Linked DNA regions of Homo sapiens: region 2 is linked to region 1. Evidence: chromatin loops called from intact Hi-C (ENCODE). Cell type or tissue: heart left ventricle. All regions are shown on one strand. Each heading gives the region's core, and the rest is flanking DNA. Links, peaks and the distances in the headings are about the cores only.

Region 1 (10,200 bases), core at 1,144-9,143:
CCTGAAATTTTCTTAGTAAGAAAGGGATGAAGAGGAAGGTTATTGGATATGCAAACACTGTTTGTTAAATTCAAATAACTGAGTGCTAACAATGCCAGACACTGTTCTAGTTGCTTGGAATACTTCAGTAAACAAAATGAAAATTATTCTTGCCCTGGAGGGACTTATATTCCCATGGTGGGGGGACAGACATTATTGATGAAGCATATGGTATTGATACATGTCATGCTAGAATGTGATAAATGATTTGGAAAAGAGAAATATTAGAGCAGGGGATTGGAAGTGTAGGGGTTGGAGATGGAGGAAGAATCAAGTTATTAAGTAGGTGCTCAGGAGGGACTTCTTGAAATGTGAGATCTCAGCAAAGGCTTGAAGGAGGAAAGGAAGAGAGCCGCATGACTATGTGAGGAGCAGCTCTCCAGGCTCTCTTGAAGGCCCTACGGGAGGAGTGCCCTGGCATATGAAAGGGACAGTAAGGAGGTCACTGTAGCTAGAGAGGAGCAAATGAGGGGAGATAGGAGATGAGCTCAGGGAAGGAGTGAGGAGCAGGATTATGTGGGGCCTGTGGCTCTTTGAAGGACTCTAGTTTTTAAACTGAATGAAATGGAGAGTCACTGCAGGCTTTTGAGCAGGAGAGGAACATAATCTGAATGTTAACAGGATCACTCTGACTGCCGTGTTGCCAATAGATGGTTGGAGGCAAGGGAAGAAACAGGGGCACCTGTTAGGAAACAAATGCAGAGACAAAGATGATAAGACCAGGGAGAGAAAGTGGAGGGTGGCGAGCCGTGGTTGAGCTTTGCATGTGTTGTTAAGGCAGGGCCAGCAGATACGCTGAGGGGGAGGGATGTGAGCTGGGAAAGAAAGAGCACAGGTTTTTGTTGTGAACAACGGAAAGGGTGGGGCTGTCAACAACTGTCATCAACTGGGATGGGAAAGCTGTGGCTGGAACAGATTTGGGGGAGATGGTGACTAGAGTTCAATTTCGGAGAGGCAAGCTAAGAGGTATCTTATAGGCAGTTGGGTAAGCTTACTATTTGGGTGAAAAGTATGGGTTATAGATATAAATGATCTAGAAACAGTAGCAGCTGGTGCCAGCTTTTCTTTTAAATAAGAGGAGCATTTTTTTTTCTGCCTGGTACAAGGCCTCCAAACTAAGAAAATCATTTGATACTTTCCAAAAGCAACTGTGCTTTCAGACATTGAAACACATTTTTATTTTCTTGAGAGATCTAATCAAGATAAAATAACAAAGAATTGTTAACAGCATTAAAGATCCGTAATATATTTGTTCTTTATTCTTTGGTCTTCCATCTGAGTTTTGAGGGGAGGCAGGATGTTGTAGTATTAAGGGTGTGAGCTCTGGCATGAGACAGAGCAGGGTTTGAGTCCAGGTTCCACCGTGTAATAGCTGTGTGGCCTTGGCAAATTATTTAACTTCTATCAACTTCAAGGTCAGGAGTATTTATAGCACCTACCGTCATTAATGTTTTTTAAATACTATTTTTACCTAGCACCTATCAGTATGCCTGGCAATTCATTCATTCAGCAGATAATGATGCCTACCTATCATGTGCCAGGCATTGTGCTAGGTAATGAATATACAACTATAAATAACACAGACTATCCTTGGCCTTCTGGAAATTACCATTTAGGAAGCAAGCAATTTTTCAAAGAAGAAACTGGAATGTTCAGTAAGCTTGTGAGAACCTGCTCACTCTCACTGATGTTTGGGGGAGGGTGGATGCAAATTAAACTCACAGTGAGATATCACTTCACATCCATTAGCATGGGAAAAAAAGTAATAATTCCAAAGTTTGTTGAGGGCAATGGTGGAAACAAGAGGTCTTTTTCAGTGAAGGTAGGAATTCAAATTGTGCAACCACCTCAAAGATCAACTTGACAATATTAGTGAAGTGGAAAACACATGTCCTCTACAACCCAAAATTTCCACTGCAGGACTGTGCACCGGAGAAACTCTACACATGCACTCAGGGTGACATGCACAGGATATTCACAGCAGCACTTGTAGTGGTAGCAAAAAAGTGGAAGCAACCTAAATGTCCACCAGTGGGGGATTCAAACAACCGAATAATATTCAGAGGTTAAAAATGAATGAACTACATAGGTCAATGTGGAACAATTTCTAAAAATACAACAAAAAGTAAGTTGGAAAATATAATATTCTCTGTCTGATTAAAACATCACACAAAATAGTGTATTATTATACAGTAAAACATTAAAACATACAAGGAAAGGAGGAAAAAGATGAATACAACTGGAACAAGGAGGGAAGGTTTAGCTGCATCTGTGATGATTTATTTCTTAAAAAAAAGAAACAAACATGACAAAATGTGTCTATTAAATCCAAAGACTTACACAAGTGGCTGATATGTATTTTTCTGTATGATTAAAATATTTCATAACCAAACATTAAAAACTCCTTTTTTCTGTGGTAAAATATATATAATGTGAAATTTACTATTTTAACCATTTTAAGTGTACAGTTCAGTAGTATTAAAGCACATTCACATTGTTGTACACTATCACTATAATCCATCTCCAGAACTTCTTTCATCTTCCTAAACTAAATCTCTGTATCCATTAAGCACTATCTCCCTGATATGGTTTGGCTGTGTGTCCCCACCCAACTCTCATCTTGTAGCTCCCATAATTCTCACGTGTTGTGGGAGGGACCCGGTGGGGGATAATTAAATCACGAGGGCGGGTCTTCCCTGTGCTGTTCTCATGATAGTGAGTGAGTCTCATGAGATCTGATGGTTTTTAAAAGCGGAAGTTTCCCTGCATAAGCTCTCTTTGCCTGCTGTCTCCATGTAAGATGTGATGTGCTCCTCCTTGCCTTCCACCATGATTGTGAGGCCTCCCTGGCCATGTGGAGCTGTAAGTCCAATAAACCTCTTTCTTTTGTAAATTGCCCAGTCTCAGGTATGTCTTTATCAGCAGCGTGAAAATGGACTAATACATTCCCCATTCCTCCCTCTTTCCAGACCCTGGCAACAACCATTCTACTTTCTGTCTGTATGAATTCAACTACTCTGCATATCTTGAATAAGTGGAATCATACTATATTTGCCCTTTTGTGACTGTTTTATTCACTTAGCATAATATCCTCAAAGTTCATCCACGTTGTATCATGTGTTAGAATTTCCTTCCTTCTTAAGGCTGAATAATATAACATTGAATGTATATGTACAAACAGATTTTGTTTATCCATTTATCTGTTGACAGACACTGCTTCTTCCTTTTGGGTGACATAATTTCACATTTTGTGTGACAAAATTAAACAATTCAAATAAAAATAAAGTAAAATGACAGGAAAATTATAGAGGCAAAAATAAAATGTGTGTCGCATATGTGAATGTGGTGTGTTGAGTTTTTCACAGTTGAGGAGGAGTCTCCTTGTCCCTCACATGGCATGGTGGCATGGACCATTCACGCCAGCAGGCTGTATCCCCTGTCAGAGGCAGGGCTGGCTGTGGGTGGCAGCTGCACTCTGCTACCTGGGCTTCTGCATCTGCTCCTCCTTGAGCCGCTGCTCCCACAACATGCGATGTTCTGGCTTAAGCCGAACAGCTTCCTTCTTCGTTCTTGTTGAAACTGGCAGAAACCAAGAAAGAAAGCAGTCTCAGGCAATTGGCAAGTAGTAAGTATTGGGACTAAGAAGTATTTGGAGCCCTTGTGCTGGCAAGCCAATTGCATTGAGGCAGCCCCAGTCCCACTCAATTCTTGCTCACATTCCCCATGCCTTTTGGCATCATGCCTCATCACTACTGCTCCCCTAAGTGCTTCCAGATGCCCTCCATCAGGGGCTTCTCAGACTGAGAGCATTAGACTGCTGCCTCGCTACCAACGCTACTCAGAACCACAGTGTATTATATAAGACAGAGAAAAGCAGAGCTGCCCTGTGGGGTTAAGGGGCGGGGGCAGAGTAGATATGAGGCTGGGTATCCAAACCCCAGTGCAGCTCCAGGGAAGCCCCATTTGAAAATAGCTGCATAAGGCTAGTGATTAGAAACCCCAGCTCTAAAGCACAGGGAGGAAGAGGAGGATTGTAATCTGGAGAGGGTCAAGCTCTTCTAGGCAAGGCCAACCAGCTATTGTGAGTAAAGTAACTGTGTGTGTGTGTGTGTGTGAGTGAAGCAGGTGATATCGAACTGCTGGAGCTCCCCCTGCATTGCCAGAGCAGTTTTTTTTAGATATGTCCTCCAGACCCTTAGGGCTCCTCAGGGCACAATTTGAAAATCACAGACTTGTCTAGTCTCTTTTAATCCTGATACTCTGCAGACTGTTATCATCCCCACACAACGAAAGGTGAACCTGAGGCCAAAGCCCCACAGGTAGGAAGTGGCTGAGTCAGGAATGCTCCTTCCAAAGACAACTTTATTATCCTTCAGTAGAGACGCATACACTGCAGCAGCTTGAAGTAGGGAGGCTTCTGGAAACTGTGGGGATGAACCAAAAAGGAATCCTTTCCCATGCTGGGGAAGCCCACTCTGGCACAGAAACAAAGCAAATTATAGCTGTTGCGGAAACAGGCCAAACACGGCTGGCTGAGCCAGAAGTGGGGTTATTGCTCATCTCCTGGGATCCCATTGTGTGTAGGTCTCTTGTCCTCCCCACACCAAGCTCCGGGTCTCCTCACCCCCGTGCCAGCTGGGAGGCCCATAGGCTGCCAGGCATCTTGTAGAAACACACCAGAGCAGCCGCAGCTTCAGCTCTTCCCTCCCTGCCTTCCCTCCTGCCCCAGGGTGAAGGAGAGGGGGCTGGCCATGGGAGAGACCAGAAAACGAAGGGGAGAAATGGAAGCTGGTTTCCACAGAAAGAGATGGTTGGTGGGACCCGTGTCATATGTCAAGTTGGAGGAGCAAAGGCCAGTTGGGAGATGGCTGTGGCCTTTGTTGAAAGGTCTGCCTGGGAGCCAAGTTTCAATTTCTGGCTCCCTTTAGACAGGACCGGTTTCTCTAATAGCTCATTGAAAGGTGAGAGAAAAAGGAAAGAGCACACAAACTGACCCCTTTAAAAATATGGCAAAACCTAAAATGTCTTTGGAAATTTCAAGAAGTCCTTGAACAGAATCATAGTTTCTTTTTTTTTTTTCTTTCCCTGAGGAAATTCAGCATGGACCTGTCTCCCTCTTGTGGAATTAATTTTGCCTCTTGGTTGTACAGTGTTTAGTAAAATAAGAGGAAAACTTATGGGGACTTCCTGTTACCTTGTTTCTCCATTGTCTTTCTTTGTGCAAGAAAAGACAGCAGTATTGTAATTATCAAAGAAAAAGCTTTAATTTTCTGAAATGAACAAGCATTTAGAAATAAACTTTTAATCTAACACTTTATAGTAACAAAATTCTGCCTGTAAAATCTAGTGCTTAAAGATTTAGTTTTACTTAATTCTTCAACGTTAGACAGAATATCGTCTCCATTTTATGGTTAAGTGTCAACAAAAAGAGTCAAATTCTGTAAAATATTTGAAGACATTTATTCTGAGTCAAATATGAGTGGCCATGGCCCATGACACAGCCCTCAGGAGGTCCTGAGAACATGTGCCCAAGGTGGTCGGGGTGCAGCTTGGGTTCCATACATTTTTTGGGAGGCAAGAGACTTCAATCAAACACATTTAAGAAATACACTGGTTTGGTCCAGAAAGGCGGAACAACTCAAAGGTGGTGAGGGTTGGGGGGGCGGTCCAGTTTATAGGTAGATTTTAAAATTTTCTGGTTGACAATTGGTTGAGCTTATCTAGACCTGGGATCAACAGAAAGGAAATGTCTGGGTTGTAATAAGAGGTTGTGGAGATCAAAGTTTTATCATGCAGATGAAGCCTCCAGGTAGCCGGCTTCAGAGAGAATGAATTGTAAGTGCTTTTTTTGTTTTTTTGGTTTTTTTTTTGAGATGGAGTCTCGGAGTCTCACTCTGCTGCCCAGGTTGGAGTGCAGTGGCCCGATCTGGGCTCAACGCAACCTCTGCCTCCCAGGTCCTGCCTCAGCCTCCCGAGTAGCTGGGACTACAGGAGAAAGCCACCATGCCCGGCTAATTTTTTTTTGTATTTTTAGTAGAGACGAGGTTTCACTATGTTGGCCAGGTTGGTCTCGAGTGCCTGACCTCATGATCTGCCTGCCTCAGCCTCCCAAAGTGCTGGGATGACAGGTGTGAGCCACCGTGCCTGGCCTGTAAATGCTTCTTATCAGACTTAAGGTCTACATTGATGTCGATGCCAGTGAGCTATAATGAATGCTGTCCAACCCTCACTTCCTGTCCTGGCCTAAACCAGTCTCTCAGGTTAAATTTTAAGAGCACCGTGGCCAAGAAGGAAGTCCATTCAGATGGTTGGGGGGACTTAGAATTTTATTTTTGGTTTACATAAGGAAGGTAAAAGAAGGACCATGACAAAACTAAATTTATTTTTCTTTAGCCAAACTCCAAAGTTCTTTGCAGAATTGTTAGCAACAATGACACAAGACAACAACAGCTTGTTACAAAAGGTAGCTAGTCGGGCATCAGCAGGGCAGGAGAGGGCATCTCCCACTCACCAGGAATGTCAGGTGACCATTGGATGATGGTCAGGCAGTTGTCACAGTACCTCTCTAATATAATAATTGGTTGCAGCCAGCGCCAGGGAGAGGCAGTTTCCCAGTACATAAAAACCCCTGAAACTGGTAATGGGCAGCTTTCAGAAATTGGGCACGTGGTCTCGAGCATGCACGTTAAGAGGCAAAATGGTGGAGTATGACCTTCCCGGCATTCCACTGGAAAAGGGAGGAAAGCCTCAGGTGAGCATGCATACAACTCCAGTAAACACACCACGCGCTCACCTCCTAGGCACCAGTAGGCTACCTCGCATGTGGGTGGCTCACCTTAAGGGAAGAATCAAGGGAAAAAGGGATCACAACACCGGAAGTGAAATGCATATGAAATGCTAGGTTCAAGATCAAATGGGTCAGTTGACCTCCAAGTTGCCACTTGAGTCTCTTCCAAGTGTACTTTCCTTTCTTCTCTAAAGCTTTTCAGTAAACTTCCGCTCCTGCTCTGAAACTTGCTTCAGTCTCTTTTTCTGCCTTATGCCCCTCAGTTGAATTCTTTCTTTTGAGGAGGCAAGAATTGAGGTTGCTACAGACCCATAGGGATTTGCCACCTGTAACTCAGATAACTTCCACCAGTAACAAGCTGATATTTATTAGCATTTGCTTTTCGCAAAGCATTAGGCCAAGCACTTCACCTAAATTATTGATGTGGCTCTGATGAGTGGAGGAACACCAGGGCTCTTGTCTCACATCAAATTAGATAAGACACAAACACACGTGGAGTGGTTTTAAGGAGCGGAGAATTTAATAGGCAAGAAGGAGTAAGAAGGAAGGGAGAAGGAAAAAGCTCCCCTGTACAGAGACAGAGGGAGGGGGACTCCAAAGCCAAGAGAGGGAACCCCACTTGCCACGGAAACCAACCAGGTATATGAAGAGGCTGGAGGAGGCGATGTTTGATTTGCGTAGGGCTCAGGGGGTTGGTTTGACAAGGCATGTCATTCACATAGCCCGTGAAAAAAATGGCCCTCGTACCCTAGCCTTTTAATATGCAAATGCAGGGCACCATGATGTTCTACACATGTGGGGATAGATGGGGGCAGCCATGTTTCCAGGCACATGTGGGGCAAGGGCAAGAAGGCTGCAGGAATCACCATGTTGGGTGGACTCAGTTTCTAACGGCTGGCATTTGCTTATTAAAGGTTGCCAGACTGGCCATGTTGGGTGGACCCAGTTTCTTTTTTTTTTTTTGAGACGGAGTCTCGTTCTTGCCCAGGCTGGAGTTCAGTGGCACGATATCGGCTCACTGCAAGCTCCACCTCCCAGGTTCACGCCATTCTCCTGCCTCAGCCTCCCCAGTAGCTGGGACTACAGGCACCTGCCACGACGCCTGGCTAATTTTTTCTATTTTTTAACAGAGATGGGGTTTCACCATGTTAGCCAGGATGGTCTAGATCTCCTGACCTTGTGATCAGCCCGTCTCGGCCTCCCAAAGTGCTGGGGTTACAGGCGTGAGCCACCGCGCCTGGCCGGGTGGACCCAGTTTCTAATGGCCAGCATTTGTATATCAAAGGTTGCCGGCCTGGCTCTAAGAGCTGGGGCTTTACAAGAAACTTTTCCAAAGATGCTTTAAAAAATGAAAACTTTCCAAGGACGCTTTTTCCTCTCTATTTGCCTAAAATAATTTCTTAATAACTCCTACAACATTATCTTACTCTTTGCAATAAAATTACTGTCTAATTTTACTAGGAAACTGAGGCTTAAAGAGGTTAAGCAACTTGTTTAAGGTCACATAACCAATTGCTGAGGTTTAAGTTGGATTAATATCAATGATCCTAAATGGAGACTTAGGAACAAAGAATAACAGAAGCACGTATTAAATTGCTCTCTCAAATTCTGGCCTTCAGGAGATGAGCTGAGAGAGATGTAAATAATCCATAGGGTATTTTTTTTTTCCTTCTGTGACATTTTGAAAGATAATCAGCCTATATGTGGGGTGGATCATATTTCATAATTATTTGCAAGGTTAAATTAAACATTTAAACAGAATACTTTTGATAACACAGAGAAATTACTCGTGCTATGAGATGGGCATCGGGACTCCACTGTTAGGAGGTATGGAAAATGCCTCTTGTCAGGATTGCTCCATTACTGCTTCTAGCCACACCCATCTCATTGGGTGCGGGTTGGTAGTAGGACAGATATTACAAACCAGCATGATCAGGACATGACAAAACTTCATTGCTGATCCTAAAACCCCTGGGCTGGACAACAAGAAAGGATAGGGCAACAGAGGCACTTTTGAAACAAGTCGGTCTTTTAAATATTTACTATGGTGTCTTTGTCAATTTCCTATAAAATGTCATTCTGCTATTTTTGAACCAAATTTAGGTCTGCATACAAGACAGAATAAATAGATGCTGTTAGTGACCTCCATCAGACTGTGGAACCTTGACTGCTTTGGTGATTCTTTACCCCATAAATTTGGCTGTGAGTCAAGGGGAGCCATTCTTGTGACATCACCAACTCATCTTCTCTGTATCACCCTTCTTCTTCTGGGTACTGTTTGGTACAATGGAGAAGAAAGCACAGGGTCCAGTTGTTGATTTTTCTGAGCCAAAATAGCTGTTATTAATTGCCAGGAAGGAAACGTAAACAGAGCAATTCCAGAGGGGTTGGTGAAAGAGGCATCTTTAAGCATGTAGATGAAAATGAAAGCCTCGGCCAGGCGTGGTGGCTCAAGCCTGTAAGCCCAGCACTTTGGGAGGCTGAGGTGGGTGGATCACTTGAGGTCAGGAGTTTGAGATCAGCCTGGCCAACTTGGTGAAATCTCATCTCTACTAAAAATACAAAAAAATTAGCCGGGCGTGGTAGTGCGTGCCTATAATCCCAGCTACTCAGGAGGCTGAGGCAGGAGAATTGCTTGAACCTGGGAGACGGAGGTTGCACTGAGCCGAGATGGCGCCACTGCACTCCAGCCTGGGCAATAGAGTGAGACTCTGTCTCAAAAAAAAAAAAAAAAAAAGGAAAGAAAAAAAAGAAAATGGCATCCCCAGAGATAGAAGTTCACATTGATTCAGTATAAATATTGTGTTAAAGGGGTTTAGTTTTAGTCAATGGCTTGAACATAGCATATCAGGAAGATGCTTTTGGCACAAGAAGCCAAAAAATCCAAACTCACCTGGTTTAATAAGAAGGCCAATTTATTTTTCCTAAGAAAAAATAAGTGCTCAGGCAGCTGGTTTATTTAATTCAGAGGTGAAAGGATGTCATGAAGGATTCCATTTTTTTGTGTGTGTGTGTTCACTCTGCCATCTCATCTTGTCAGTGTCATCCCCTCGCTTGCCATACTCATAGATACAGGACAGCTGGCACAGCCCTAGGTGTTATGTGCAGACATGAAAAAGTCTAGAAGAAGAAGGGAGTCTCTCTTCTTTGAGCTTTTTTTTTTTCTTTCAAGAGTAAAGAAACCACTTTTTAACAACCCCCCAAACCCCGAGCAAATATTTGCTCATAGCCTATTGGTCAGAACTGGATCACATGCACATGCTTAATATGTGCCAGCAGGGAAGACTGCACCACCACAGTTGGCTTAGACCAATCAAGGTGTATCCCTGAATCTTGATTCAGGGGAGGGGAGTAGCCTCAGGAATGAATGCCTC
Region 2 (10,200 bases), core at 1,111-9,110, 120 kb before region 1:
CTACCTAGCACATTGCTGTGCTAATCTAGATTTAAATGGTTTCATGAGCAGGGGAGATGGGTAAGCAGAGATTTCACTAGAAAGTTAGATTAAGAAGATACATTCAATGACATTTCCAAAGTCAAAGAAACTGATTTTGTTTTAATTTTGCTAGAAAAGGATTATTGATCTTAAGCCAGTGGGCAATGGCTTAATATCATATCACAACACATGGAAAGTTTAAAAAATAGGATAATGAGGTTATGATGGGATATCTAGTTAACTTTGACTTCCAGTAGGTCCTAAGATCTAATTAGCCATGGGAAAAGAAACACTTATAACACTCAAAGGAAACTGAGTTATAACTCATAAACAATTCGAGTCATTTCTCAAGTGTTTATTGAGTTACCAGATACCAGTAGTAAACATAACTGAGATATTCCTTGTCTGCATGGAGCTTAGAGTCTTAGCCCTAAGATTGAGAGTCTGTGGCTGCCAGAGGATGTATCCTATCAGGTAGGAAAGTCTAATCAGGAAACTATATTACGTTTTAAAAGTTTGTTTGCTACAGACCTAATCAGAACAGAAGTCAGATGTTCCTGTGTAAACATCCTTTAACTTGATGCTGGGTGAAATACCCTATACCCTTCAGCAATCCAAGAATATTTTTCACTTCTGGTTAATTCAAGTTTCTCTCCATACCTGTCTTGCTGAATGTGCCCTCCTTCTGCAAGTTATACCATCATTTTTCTCAACACTGTTTCAACTAGAGACTTCAGTTTATGAAAATGCCTGCGTTATATTTCCTTTTTTTTTTTTTTTTTTTTTTTTTTGTGACGGAGTCTCACTGTGTCTCCAGGCTGGAGTGCAGTGGTGCGATCTCGGCTCACTACAACCTCTGCCTCCAGGGTTCAAGTGATTTTCCTGCAGCACCACGCCCAGCTAATTTTTGTATTTTTAGTAGAGACAGGGTTTCACCATGTTGGCCAGGATGGTCTCGATCTTTTGACTTCATGATCCACCCACCTCAGCCTCCCAAAGTGCAGGGATTACAGGCATGAGCCACCGCGCCGGCCTGGCTGCCTGTGTTACATTTCTAAATATTCTTCCTTTCTTCAGAGGATTACTCTATTTCAGTGGTTCTCAAATGGCTGTGCATTGGCATCACCTGGGGAGCTTTTGCAAATTCAGATGTCTAGGCTGTACCCAGAGCAATTATGTCAGAATCTCTGGAGATGGGGCTGCAGCAGCAACCTTTTTAAAGCTCTGAGGTGATTCCAGTGTGCACTCAAGGTTGAGACCAAATGCTCTGTTAGACAGTAGTCTCTGGAGTAAACTGCAGATTCCAAACATGTGGTGTTCATGCTGCTTGGCCACTGTATGAAACACCCTTGTAAAACATTGGGCCTCACCTACTGTTCATCTGGGCATGGTGGCTCACACTTGTTATCCCAGCACTTTGGGAGGCCAACGTGCGTGGATCACGAGGTCAGGAGATCGAGATCATCCTGGCAAACATGGTGAAACCCTGTCTCTACTAAAAAATACAAAAATTAGCTGGGCGTGGTAGCTTGCGCCTGTAGTCCCAGCTACTTGGGAGGCTGAGGCAGGAAAATCGCTTGAACCTGGGAGGCGGTTTTTACTCCGTTTAAACAGAACTTTCAGCCAAGGCCAAATCCAATCAGTTATATGTCTATAGCAAATCTTATAATGGCCATCAAATTATAAAAATTTAACTTTCCTTCTACATGCAGTAAATAATTTTTCTTTTTTTCCCCCCAGTTCCTTGAGAGAATCAAGATTTGTTTTTTCATTATATTTAATTGTTACCTCCATTTTCCTTTTTAAGCCTTCTCAGATTAATCTTCAGTTTTGATTTTTAATAACTTTTTTAAATAAATTTATTTGTGGGGAGGTTAGATTAGCGATTTGGTTGGGGATTTTTAGGTACTTTTACCTGCTTTTTAATACAGAGTTACAGACGTGTTTTTCTTCTTTTAATAAATTATTCACATACATTCCCAGATGCCAGCCTATATTTTCCTGGATTCTCAGCAATGTTAGAACACATGGAGACATCAGGAAGCTCAGAGTGTTAGGAAACCAAGAAAATTAAGAACTTTAAAGTACTGCAAGTTGAAGTACAAGGGGTCAGAGTATGGAAGAAGTATTCAGATCCACATCAAGGCAAAAATGAAAATTTCTGTGATATTTTCCACCCAAGTGAAAAGAAACTGCTGGAGTATAGATAACATGTATTTTTTTATTTGTTCTGTTGTTCTTCAATTGACTGTAGGAATTAAGAGTTCTGCCTTTTAGAATACCCTGGGCATCTCTTTAAAAACTGGACACTAAAGGGCGAGACTTTTTTAAAAAAATGCGTCTAGTTGTCCCATGGCCCTGCAGTTCCCATGAAAATGCCTTTTTTAGCTGAGCTGGTGGAAACCTTTCATTCCCTGTGGTCTGTCTCTGAACGGAAGAGGGAAACTGATGCATTAAACCATGGGTTGATGACACATGGATTTGACTGCAAAACATCCCAGTACCAGCTGGAAGTGCTGCCTGGCTGGCCACATGTGATCCGATGTCAGTTTGGAAAATAGATCAGTAGAACATTGATACCAAAAATAAGGTGAAGTGAATTAAAATGCATAGAGGAAAAAAAATCTAGCTGTACATCCTGGTAGAACAGAAGACCAACTTCCCAAAGGAAGAAAATTGTAATGCAAATACTCTGATTCCACACATTTATGTTTGGACATTCTTATAACTGAAAAGATGGTCTGTGATTTCTGAGAAATATTTATAGCATATCCATAAAAGAACTGCTATTCTTTTTTTGAAAAAAGATATTAAGTTAAAAAGTAAGTTGAACAATCTACATTGATTTCAGCTCGTTTTCTACATACTTATCTGACAGGCATTAAAACTGGCAGATATTTTACTGGGAAAATCTGATTGGTCATTAGTGTTCTGTAGACCAAAGCAGGCAGTAGTAGCTGATTATTTCACCTTTCATACAGTGGAGCTAGTTTAACACAGGCAAAGTGCTAATTACTTTCAGTTATGGACTCCTTATTTATCTTGCCCTCATAAACCTCACTGAAAGTGACCCATATATGGTAAGAGTATGATAGGCTGGATGCAATGATTATTTCAAATAAAAAAATCTAATACTTGGGCAAGAGTCATTGTAGTCTGGTAGGTACACCTCATGATCATAGGATTTGTTTTCTAAATTGTTTTTAAAAGAAATTCTGGCTATAGTCAGCACCTTCTACTCTAGTTTCTTGCCTTCATTTGGTCCTTCTTATGCTAGAAAGCTTATAATTGAAGAGGAAGGAAACAATTTAAAGTAGATTTAAAAACAAAAGATGACAACTGCTATGATTTGTAAAAGATAGATAGATAGATAGATAGATAGATAGATAGATAGATAGATGGATCCAACTGTGTGAATAGCCAGCAATTCCTGAATCCCAGAGCCGGGCACTCCTCCCCATGTGTCAGTCTCATGAATCAAAGTCTTATAGTGTATATTTTATGGATATGCTGTAAATATTTCTCAGAAATCACAGACCATCTTTTCAGTTATAAGAATGTCCAAACTTGGCACGGTGGCTCACTCCTATAATCCCAGCACTTTGGGAGGCCAAGGCGGGCAGATCACAAGGTCAGGAGTTCAAGACCAGCCTGACCAACATGGTGAAACCCCGTCTCTACTAAAAATACAAAAATTATCCAGGCATAGTGGCATGCTCCTGTAGTCCCAGCTACTTGGGAGGCTGAGGCAGGAGAATCACTTGAACCCGGGAGACGGAGGTTGCAGTGAGCCGAGATTACACCACTGCACTCCAGCCTGGGCAACAGAGCGAGACTCCGTATCAAAAAAAAAAAAAAAATTCAAACTTAAATGTGTGGAATAATTGGAATATTTGGATTATAATTTTCTTCCTTTGTGAAGTTGGGCTTCTGTTCTGTGTAATAATATGTGTGTATTTCTTCCAGGTATAAAAAGTTTTTAGATGAAAGCCTATTTTAAAATGTTTAAGAAGAGCACGATAACATTGTTTTTCTTAAAATTTGCTGTATTTTAGTATATACCTGGAAGAAAAAATGTTAAGGGAAATTTTCTAAACCTTTAGCTAGTCATTCAATTTTGTAAATGTCTAAAAAGGAGACTATTTCATATTAAATGGTTTTCTCATATATTTTGAGGATTTTTTAAGTTTACATTCTAAAAAAAGCAATTCTTGTTTTGGAGCCTGTTTCTTGATGCTGTGATATTTAAAAATGGACCGTGGTTAAGTGCATTATATTTTTCTATAGGAACAGCATTATAATCAGAAGCTGTCAAAGGCTTTAACACCAAATAAATCTTTGCAAGGACCAACAGCATATTTTACAGCAATAATATAGCCCAACTTCCCTAAAATAGTGATATACACTCAAAATCCTGTAACTTTTATATAAATGCATTGACTCATTTATTATGCAGGAGACTTTACTGTATGTAAAAATGTAGAAACCCCCAAGCCAGCATGTTATATTCAAAATTTGACCTCAAATCAAAGTGCTGAACTATAAGAAACACTAATATGTAATTAACATAAGCCATGGTCTTTGTGTTTGGACTGCTCGCTGTTTCAAATACATTATATTCACCTACAGACTCCTTCCCATTTCTCTGTCCCAAATACAGAGGGACAGAGCTGCCACTTCTATTTACTGTCTTCCTTTCAATATTTATTGTTTTTAAAGAGCCTAAGAGTTTTTAAAATACCTGTCTTCCTTAAAGAGTATAAAATATCATCAGTCTCCTTTGTTGCTAAGGAGAATATACAAAGGGGCCAGTATTTTTGATACATCTTAATTTATATTGGAGAGTTTATGATTGATACTTGTGAGTATAAAGTAGTTATGAATCGACTGGGAATAAGATTTTCTGGGCTTTGTTTTTTTGTTGTTGTTTGTTTGTTTTGATGTTGAAAGGATGGACTCAAAGTCTAGAATTCTTAAAAGAAGCCCTAGCGTTTAAAATTTGATTATATTATATACTTCTAAACATAGTAAGTGCTCCCTATCCCAATCTATAGTTGGTAACTATAGTGTGAAATAGCAGAGAACAGACACCTTGCTGTTTGCCTTTGTTCTCTAAAGCAGCCTCAGCTTCATTTAGGGAGGTTATGTAATAGAAAGCCCAGAAGGTACTTGTTTGAAGATGTTTCTAAGTTTTAGTTTTATTCCTTAGTCTTCAGGGATAAATGTGGGTAAGACAGTAGAGAAAAATTGCATACTTGGAGCATGGGTGGAAAACTGGAGAGAGGAGATGAGTCATTCCTGGGGCAAGTTCCTGCCCACTTCCTCTTCTGGAGACTTTGATTCATGAGCCTGACACGTGGGAGAGGGCCTGGCTCAGGGATTGCTGGCTATTCACACAGTTCTTGACAAACCAAAAAAGTCTCCACATATAAAGTTGCTTTGGGGCCTTCCTATTCATCTGGTGGTTTCTAGTCTCAGTTTAGCTATTTTATGAAGGAGAGGGGGCCCAAGTTGAAAACCAGGTATTAATTTAATATTTGTATTAATGGAAAAATGTGTTAGACCTATACAAGTTAGAGTTCTGTGAACTGCTGCCAGGCTATTCCTTAATTTTCTGCAGATTATTGATTATTCCTTAAATTTTTGAAAGTTTTTAATCATATGTGCAGTCCCATTTTCCTCCAAATTTGAACAATGCCATCAACTTCAGCTTAGATCACAAGAGAGGTGTGTGTCTTTAGCCTTCACTTTGAGCAGTAAGGATCATCTAGGTGACCCATGACATGTTTTGGAGACTTTGGAGGTGAGTTTGCAATAGATGCTGATTTCTGTGGGGAAGTAAGTTAATTTCTACATCGGTGATTGTGCTATTCTATTTTTGTTTTGGTTTTTTTTTGGCGGGGAGGGGGCGGTGTTTTTTTAGCAGTAGAGTAAGTTCAGACAGTCAAGTTTTTGTTATTAGGGCATCTCCAGGAGAATACTCTCTCCTTATTGGTTTTTGAAAAGGAGCCTTAGCACGGTACTACACAGGGATGTGTCCCTGGGGTGGGAAAGGGGAGTTACTTTTGGATTATGATGGATCTCTTCACTTTTTGGTGATCTGCCAACCACCACTGCCCTGACTGTTTGGGTGGATGTGGACCTTGGATACATGTCATGCATGTTTTCTTTTTTTCTTTTTTCTTTTTCTTTGAGCAACATGGCTGTTTATTTCACCTGGGTACAGGCAGGCTGAGTCTGAAAAGAGAGTCAGCAAAGGGTGGTGGGATTATCATTAGTTCTTATAGGTTTTGGGATAGGTGGTGGAGTTAAGAGCAATGTTTTGGGGGCAGGGGGCAGATCTCACAAAGAACCTTCTTAAGGGTGGGGGAGATAACAAAGTACATTGATCAGTTAGGTTGGGGCAGAAATAAATCACAATGGTGGAATGTCATCAGTTAAGGCTATTTTCACTTTTTTTGTGGATCTTCAGTTGCTTCAGGCCATCTGGATATATACGTGCTGGTCACTGGGGATACGATGGCTTAGCTTGGGCTCAGAGGCTTGACATTCCTGTCTTCTTATATTGATAAGAAAAATAAAATAGTGGTAAAGCGTTGGGACGGCGAAAATTTTGGGGGGTGGTATGGAGAGAGAATGAGCAATGTTTTTCAGGGCTGCTTCAAGCGGGATTGGGGCAGTGTGGGAACCTACAGTGGGAGAGATTCAACTGAAGAAAGATTTTGGGATAAGGGGTGATATTGTGGGGTTGTTAGAAGGAGCATTTGTCATATAGAATTACTGGTGATAGCCTGGATGGCATGTTTTCTTTTTCCTGATAATTTATAATTAGAAGCATTGGATTTTGAAGCTTTAAAGCTTCAGGCAAGTTATATGATGTATCATTATTTCAGTCAAACTGTTTTTATCCTGAAGAACCCTCCCCTAGCAAACCACAGTTCAGACACCACAGGAAGGTATTGTGGTCCTGTCTTTTGAATTGACTGGATATGGGTCTTGATCCAAAGTTTTACACTGATCAAAAATACAGCCTGAATGGTAAAAGCCATCATTTGTAACCATGAATAACTATCAATACATGCTCACTTTTAGAAGTTTATTGCTAATTAAGAACTGACTGCATTTTGTGTAATTTGTCCCTTTTTGCACCAGAATGCAGTAAGTATGACCTGTTTGCAGTGCTGGTCTGTTGCATGCTCTTGTGTTAATAGCTTCTCTAGCTGTGTGAGTTTTGCAGTAAGTGGTTGTTGAATAACCATGTGGATATAAAATACAGAATCCATACAGGAATTTTTAAAGGTTATGGGCAAATTTAATTTAGTTGTAACTTAATCCTTAAATTGTTTTGTAATTGTGAAGCTTTGCCTCTGGTTTCTAATCTGCTTGTGTGTATTTCATGGTCCTGTTTTAGAAGTGTACTTTGAGCTGTTCATAGCTACACAATGTGTCTGAGGACACTAGTGCTTTCCTTTCCTTCTCATTATTTGCTGTTTGATGATTTAGCATAATAGGGTTGAAATAGCTCCATGGGCACAGACTTGCCAGATAACACATTTGTTCCATGAGACTGTTGTCTAAAAAAAAAGTCAAAGATCTGCTCTTATAAGTTATTAATGTTTTACTTTTACTTATAGGTTTTATTTATAGTTGCATCATATAGGGACATACTTTAGCAAAGCAATTGAGACTTTCTGATATATGGAATGCCTTTATGCTGAGTATAATAATAATAAGGCATCTATACTAGACCAACTTCAGTTTCTAATTGAAATTGTTAGCTCTGCGAATTTGAGCACAGGGTTTTAAAAAATTTGTGTGAAAATGAGGACTGAGGAGTGCCCTTTGTATCTGACTATATTTGTCAAAATTATTGAAAATAAATGTTTGCCTTTTAGTAAGACTCTTCAAGACATAAAACAAACAAACTTTTATCCTTAACTAAGTTTAGCATTAACAAGATAAGTCACTGACAATATATTCACATGTGTTATTTATGAGTTTGAGTTTAAAATTTCCTCTGATCACTGCATCACTGGTGATTAGAAATTCCTAGCTGACTTCCAGGAAAGAATGTAGTTAGATGCTGCAGCATAAGTATCATTTTTAAGTTTTCCTAAGTAAGACCAAAGTTGATTTTTAAAGATCAACTTTCAGAAGACTCTGTGACTTTTTCACTTCTATCATGTATGGAGGGATTTGAAGGCCAGTGGCTCTGCCTGTTCACAAGGAGCAGTGAGCTTTGGCTGCACCATTACATGTGGGCTCTCCTTCCTCATTAGACCAGGACTGGCCACCATTGTGGGAGAAGAGTCCAGTTTACCAGTGGTGGAGTCATACTATCCCTCGCTCCCACTGCCACCATCTTTGGGCGATAAAGAAAAATAGAGGTGAAAACAAGTTTTAGTGTCAGATCTACTTCTTCCTGGACGATGTGGTTCTTGATAAATTTATTCATTTGGTGCTCTCAGGATGTACAGCAATACATTAAGCCCTGCAGATTGTTCAGAAATGATTTAGGCATAAAGCTTCTGTCAACAAATTCATAAGAGATTAATATGAAGGAGAGGCTGCTGAGACTTCTAAGAGTGATCAAGGGTATGGGCCTTCTACAGAGAGAGAGATTGTTTCTTGTCAGGGAGATGCTTTAATCTTTGGGTCTCCATTTGGTAGGAACTTCATTTGTTCATACAGTCAGCCAATACATATTGAGAACTTGCTAGGTGTGAGGTGCTGTGTAAGGGGTAGGAATACAGTGAACAAGAGAGCATGGTCAGCCCTCACCCATAAGAATGTACAGTCTAGTGAGGCAGATGTATATGAAACTAATCTGTACATGTGTATACTTACACATACACACATGTTCGTATAACATGATTTACAAAAAGGGTTAGGATGCAAGAGTCAGAGTGAGGGATCTGTCCCTGGATGGGGACAATAAGGGGTCAGTTCAGGGGGACTTCCTTGAGCTCTGAAGTTTCACCTGAGAATGGGAGATTCAGAACTTGGTGACAGAGATTGTGGAGCTCACTGTGTCTTTGCTGATCCTTCAGCAAAGGAAGTGAGATTGTTTCTAGCTTTTCTGTTTGGGGTGCTTCTCTGTCAACTAAAAGTCTTCATCCTTCAAATATTGCATCATTTGTGTATACTTCATTCATTCACTTACTCATGACCCACTCCTCGAGTGCCTGCAATGGGCAAGCGTCTGTCCTAGGAGCCGTGTGCTGGGCCACAGTTAAATCTGAGAGATCATGTGTGGCATTTCTCATGGATTGAGATGTCTGAGTGTCATTGTTTTGAGAGAGCTAGTGGCATGGTTTATAAAGCTGTTTTTCATTTTCTCCATACAGGACAACAGCTTTGAGCAGTTCATTATTAATTATTGTAACGAAAAGCTGCAACAAATCTTCATTGAACTTACTCTTAAAGAAGAGCAGGAGGAGTATATACGGGAGGTAATGTTGAAATGCTATTTTTAAAAGTGTTGGTCCTTTTTTACTCGTAATATAAATTCTAATTCAGAAGATAGCCTAAACAAGAAGCCATATTCAAAAGGCTACATACTGTATGATTCCATCTGTCATTCTAGAAGAGGCAAAGCTATAGAGACTGATTACCTATAAGAAGCTATAGAGTCAGGGATTGCCAGGAGATAGGAGTTGTGAGAGGGTTGTGGCTGCAAAGAGAATTTTGGGGACTGATAATGGTGGTGGTTGCTTGACATTATACATTTGCCAAAACTTAGAGAACTGTATACCAAAAAAGTCAGCATCACTGTAAGTAGATTTGAAAATATTTTGAGACTTTGTTCAATATCAAAAAGTATTGAGTATTCAAATTTATAGTAAAAATAGGTAACAGTTACTGAGTCCTTACTACATAGCAGGTATTATATTAAGTGCTATGTATAGATTATCTCATTTAATATAATCTTAAAATAACCAGAAGTAGTGTTTGCAGAGTCTTTTCATCATTAATTTAAAAATATATATTTGCTTTTCACCCTTTTATTTTTTAAAATAGCCAGTCTTTTTTCAAGTGTAAAATTAGTTATTTCAAAAAATAAAAAGGAATTGTTATGTTTATATTTTTATTTCCTTTTTTGTTTATTTGCCTTAATATTTTAGTAATGATATTACCTGTTTTCCTTTATTTTCTTAGTATCATTTTAAGCCATTAAGG

Evidence for each region. Peaks named below come from ENCODE experiments on the same cell type or tissue, not always from the same donor. Only the 100,000 strongest peaks of a DNase experiment are listed, where the experiment ranks them.
Region 2: a loop joins it to region 1, with 2.5 times the contacts of the local background. A loop is called at or near these places in 5 of 110 quality-filtered maps.

The regions. Positions count from the first base shown.
Region 1 is chr2:191,496,597-191,506,796 of GRCh38, forward strand. No RefSeq gene overlaps it. Among named protein-coding and RNA genes, the nearest start is that of NABP1, 180 kb to the right of the region's middle. In heart left ventricle, for the core only: a CTCF peak has its summit at 5,160 (motif pointing left); no DNase peak of the experiment used is centred there; H3K27ac peaks cover 483 bases.
Region 2 is chr2:191,372,094-191,382,293 of GRCh38, forward strand. It overlaps MYO1B (myosin IB), which reads left to right. Exons shown (of 31, transcript NM_001130158.3): 14 at 9,369-9,473. Among named protein-coding and RNA genes, the nearest start is that of MYO1B-AS1, 130 kb to the left of the region's middle. RefSeq lists an enhancer at 5,190-5,484. In heart left ventricle, for the core only: a CTCF peak has its summit at 5,962; a DNase peak (open chromatin) is centred at 5,380; H3K27ac peaks cover 865 bases.